2 separate regions of the Homo sapiens genome follow, and region 1 is linked to region 2. A link is an interaction called in ENCODE POLR2A ChIA-PET data of the cell type or tissue named here. Cell type or tissue: GM12878. All regions are shown on one strand.

Evidence for each region. Peaks named below come from ENCODE experiments on the same cell type or tissue, not always from the same donor. Only the 100,000 strongest peaks of a DNase experiment are listed, where the experiment ranks them.
Region 1: POLR2A ChIA-PET joins it to region 2 with 6 read pairs; 9 of 35 experiments call an interaction of 5 or more read pairs at or near these places.

What each region holds. Positions count from the first base shown.
Region 1 is chr3:10,144,037-10,146,536 of GRCh38, forward strand. It overlaps VHL (von Hippel-Lindau tumor suppressor), which reads left to right. Exons shown (of 3, transcript NM_000551.4): 2 at 2,478-2,500. Among named protein-coding and RNA genes, the nearest start is that of VHL, 3.5 kb to the left of the region's middle. In GM12878, no CTCF peak of the experiment used is centred here; no DNase peak of the experiment used is centred here; H3K4me3 peaks cover 1,744 bases; H3K27ac peaks cover 73 bases.
Region 2 is chr3:10,091,923-10,094,422 of GRCh38, forward strand. It overlaps FANCD2 (FA complementation group D2), which reads left to right. Exons shown (of 44, transcript NM_001018115.3): 38 at 259-330; 39 at 1,363-1,401; 40 at 2,367-2,441. It also overlaps a transcript of FANCD2OS not described here. Among named protein-coding and RNA genes, the nearest start is that of FANCD2OS, 15 kb to the right of the region's middle. In GM12878, no CTCF peak of the experiment used is centred here; no DNase peak of the experiment used is centred here.

The sequences.
Region 1 (2,500 bases), 52 kb after region 2:
TACACCAGACTTCTAATGTTAGATGAAGAACACAGTATTTCCAGGGATCAACATTTCTGTAGGCTCCTATTTTATATAGGAAATTGTATGAATTTTGTATTTTACTCCAAAATTTTTCTGTGCCCGATTTAATATAAAAATTTACTGAGCCTGGGTGCAGTGGCTCATGCCTGTGATCTCAGCACTTTGGGAGGCTGAGGCAGGAGGATTTCTTGAGCCCAGGAGCTGGAGACCAGCCTGTGCAACATAGTGAGACCCTGTCTGTATTTAAAAAAAAAAAAAATTCTTGAAAAATTAGCAGGGCACATTCCTGCCTTTAGTCCCAGCTACTTGGGAAGCTGAGGCAGGAAGATCACCCGAACCCAGGAGTTGGAGGCTACAGTGAACTATGATGGTGCCTCTGAATAGTTGCTGTACTCTAGTCTGGTAACACAGCAAGACCCTGTCTCTCTATCTTGTCTTTTTTTTTTTTTTTTTTGAGACAGGATGTCCTGCTGTTGCCTGGGCTGGAGTGTGGAGGCTGGAGTTTGGTGGCATGATCACGGCTCATTGCACCCTTAACCTGGGCTCAAGCAGTCCTCCCAGAGCTTCAGCTTCCCAAAGTAGCTGGGACTATAGGCATGCTCCACTATGTCTGGCTAATTTCTTTTTTTATTTTTATTTTTAGTAGAGATGAGGTCTTGCTATGTTGCCCAGGCTGAGACCTCATCTCTTTTTTATTTTTTTAAAATTTTTTATTATACTTTAAGTTCTAGGGTACATGTGCACAACGTGCAGGTTTGTTACATATGTATACATGTGCCATGTTGGTGTGCTGCACCCATAGAGACCTCGTCTTAAAAAAAGAAAATAACATTACTTTTGAAGGTACTTAATGCACTGAATTGTACATTTAAAAATGGTTAAAATGGTAAATGTTTGAGGCAGGTAGATCCACCTGAGGTCAGGAGTTCAAGACCAGCCTGACCAATATGGTGGAACCCTGTCTCTGCTAAAAATACAAAAGTTAGCTGCATGTGGTGGCATGCGCCTGTTTAGTCCCAGCTACTCGGGAGGCTGAGGCAGGAGAATTGCTTGAACCTGGGAGGCGGAGGTGGCAGTGAGCCAAGATCACACCACTACACTCCAGCCTGGGCAACAGAGCAAGACTCCATCTCTAAATAATAAATAAAATGGTAACTTTTATGTATATTTTACCAAAATTTAAAAAATTACAAGTTTACATTTCTTAAAATTTCCCATCAAATCTGTAAGTAAATTTATGCCCCGAGGAACAAGTGCTATATTTATTCTAAGACAACCTCCTCCTTCCTTAAACAGAATCTTAGGGCTGGAGGATTGCTTCCTGCCCTCTTTTGTTTGTGATGTATGCATTTTGAAAATTCTGGGCCAGGCGCAGTGGCTCACTCCTGTAATCCCAGCACTTTGGGAGGCCGAGGCGGGCGGATCATAAGATCAGGAGATTGAGACCATCCTGGCTAATACGGTGAAACCCTGTCTCTACTGAAAATAACAAAAAATTAGCCGGGCGTGGTGGCGGGCACCTGTGGTCCCAGCTATTTGGGAGGCTGTGGCAGGAGAATGGCATAAACCTGGGAGGCGGAGCTTGCAGTGAGCCGAGATCGTGCCACTGCACTCCAGCCTGGGCGACAGAGCAAGACTGCATCTCAAAAAAAAAAAAAAGAAAAAGAAAAGAAAATTCTGGTATAATTTACATACAGTAAAATGCACAGATCTTAGGGTTTGATGAGTTTTCTCTCGACATGTTTTTGCACTTCCTTGTTTTTGAGAAGCACTGATTTGAGAAGTCAGTGGCTTTTTCTCTTTAGTTTGCAGGGTTTGCTGTGATTTGTAATCACGTACTTGACCTAGGCTTCCCTTTTCCACCATGGTAGCAGAAAGGGCATGGGATTGAGAGCTTTAAGTACGCGCTCTTTGCTTACTGTCTTATACCTTGAGCATGTCACTTCTCTCAGACTTGTTTTCTCATCTGTAAATGGATCTGTTGTGAGGACTGACTGAGATAATGTTACTAGAAGGGCTTTGTATAATATTTAAGCAGAGTGAGAGGTAAGCTTTTTGTGTAGGTCAGGGGAAATGGAGAAAATAGGTGCCCTGACTCAGACCAGTCTGGCTCTTTTTTTTTTTTTTTTTGGAGACGGAGTCTTGCTCTGTCACCCAGGCTGGAGTGCAGTGGCGCGATCTCGGCTCACGGCAAGCTCCACCTCCTGGGTTCACACCATTCTCCTGCCTCAGCCTCCCGAGTAGCTGGGACTACAGGCGCTCGCCACCACACCTGGCTAATTTTTTTGTATTTTTAGTAGAGACGAGGTTTCACCACGTTAGCCAGGACGGTCTTGATCTCCTGACCTCATGATCCGCCTGCCTCGGCCTCCCAAAGTGCTGGGATTACAGGTGTGGGCCACCGTGCCCAGCCACCGGTGTGGCTCTTTAACAACCTTTGCTTGTCCCGATAGGTCACCTTTGGCTCTTCAGAGAT
Region 2 (2,500 bases):
TTGCAAAGGCTTTTACTTACTTGGGAATTGCTGAAGAGGAAACTTTTTAGAAAGTCTGTCCCTATGAGGTGTTCTAATGTTACCACAACATGTGCAGGCCTCAGAACCATCTTGTGGATGCACTGGTTGCTACATCTAAGGATAATTGGCTTAAATATCTGTATAGCTATGTAATTCAAGAACTATATCTTAGTGGGAATACAGTAAGGGAAGTATTTGGCTGTGACTCAGAGGTGCCCATATATTTGGCTGCCCCAGATTCATGAAGAGAAACTCCTCTACTGGAACATGGCTGTTCGAGACTTCAGTATCCTCATCAACTTGATAAAGGTGAGTATGGAGACTGCTTGACACATCTCACCAAATAACTGCAGAAACCAAGTGTCCTGGCTTCCAAAATGGACTTTCCTTGCTCCTCTTCCCACTCTTCCTTGGGGCCTGCTCTCCCTGAGTCGTCTTCTTCCTTTGTCCCCCTACCCATCCTGGATAACCCCTTTTCTCACTAGGCATTTTTTTTTTTGTCTTTTCCTTCCTTCCTCCTACTTATGCCACAATACTATTTAATGACTCCTTCCATCTGTAATTCCCTCACTTTTTCACCTTGCCTTGGATCCTCTATGATCTGAGCGCACATTCCCTCTTCTAACCCTGAATGCCCTCGTTCTCCTTTAAACACACTGTGCTCTCACCCACTCCATCGTGGTTTTGCTCAGCTTGTTCCCCCAGCCTAGAATGTCCTTGTCTCTCCACCTCTTTCATGTCTTTTTTTTTTTTTTTTTTTTTTTTTTGAGGCAGGGTCTCACTCTGTTGTCCAGGCTGGAATGCAGTAGGGTGATCACAGCTCACTGCAGCCTCAACCTCCTAGACTCAAGAATCTTCCCACTGAAGCCTCTGGAGTAGCTGGGACTACAGGAACATGCCACCACACCCAGCTAATTTTTCTATTTTTTGTGGAAACAGGGTCTCATTCTGTTCCCCAGGCTGGCCTCGAACTCCTGGGCTCAAGTGATCCACCAGCCTCAGCCTCCCAAAATGCTGGGATATCAGGCATGAGCCAGCATGCCCAGCCTCATCCAGTCTTTCTTAAGTCTTCAGATCAAGGTTTTGGACCTCTAATAATGCCATCTTCTCAACACTCCCAGTTGGAATCAGTTTATTTCTCTTTGCTCGTCTCTTCCTTTTCTTGAACTTCAGTTGTGATAATTACTTTATTCTGCTTTGTAATATTAATTTAAATGTTGACATTCCTCCATTTTAGAATTCTCTGCAGCACCCAAAGCTGTGCTTTGCGCAGCGGGAAAGAGGCTGGAGTGCTCAAAGGAGCAGATCTCAGCCTTGGTTTCTTGTCTTTCACCTCTCCAGGTATTTGATAGTCATCCTGTTCTGCATGTATGTTTGAAGGTGAGAGATTTACTGGGCCCTGTTTCATATTTATTCTTCCTGTGGATCACTCTAGAGAGGACCTCAGCTGAGATAAATTGCTCAATTTCTTGCCCACAAGCCAGAGTTTCCAGAATCTATGCCAGTTTAGGGAAGGCAATGGATGCATTTTCCCACCCTAGTTGGATGATTGGAGAAGCCAGTTTTCCTATGAATTTGAAAACTTTTGGTAAGAATCTTAGTACTAGGAGGAATGGCTTCAGGGCAGTTGAGTTTAGGAGCAGTAGTTACCTTCCGTGCCATTCCTTACCAGGCAAAAGGGAGGAAGGAGGAGTAGATGATTTTTCTTTAAAGTCTATGGGTGGCCTTACAAATGTGGGATCTGATATCCTGATAATTGCCAAACTTCTCTTTTGTGGGAATAGCCTGTATTAGCCCTAGATTTGATGGGAAGTCCAGTCAGAATGTTATGGGGAGAATGCTACTTCGCCACTCCTCAAGTTTCCTTCCAAGTGGATGGTGCCCCATTCTTGTCATCTCCTGGTCACTCTCCCTTTTTACTCCACCCTTGCGCAATGTGGGAGATGGGCAAGTTGGAGAGAGGAGTCATTTATCTGATTGGGAAATTTAGAAATTGGTCATATGCTTTCTCAGCTTTACCCAGTTTTTCCCTCTTGGGAGTAAGTTATCCTCAGATAGAGCTCCCCTCTACTCTATGCTCTCACTCCTAAGCTGAGCAAGTTCCCTGTCCATCGACTGTATCTGTGGTAGGTAAGTCTGCCTAATTCTGGGGCTTAGTTAACAGGCCTATTTGATTTTTGTATTAAGTTACATTCTCCAAATAAACCTTTTGGACCCTTCCCAATTTGTTTTTTATATATATAAATAAGAAAATAAAACCCTTGGGCTGGATGAGACTATTCTGCCTCAGGGGCCTTTCAGTGAGATACCTCAGCTAGAGGTAACAGTGTGTCTCTCTTCTTCAGTATGGGCGTCTCTTTGTGGAAGCATTTCTGAAGCAATGTATGCCGCTCCTAGACTTCAGTTTTAGAAAACACCGGGTAAGAGCTAAGAGCAGAGAACAAAGATATGCACTGAAGAGTTGCTCAGAAGATATGTC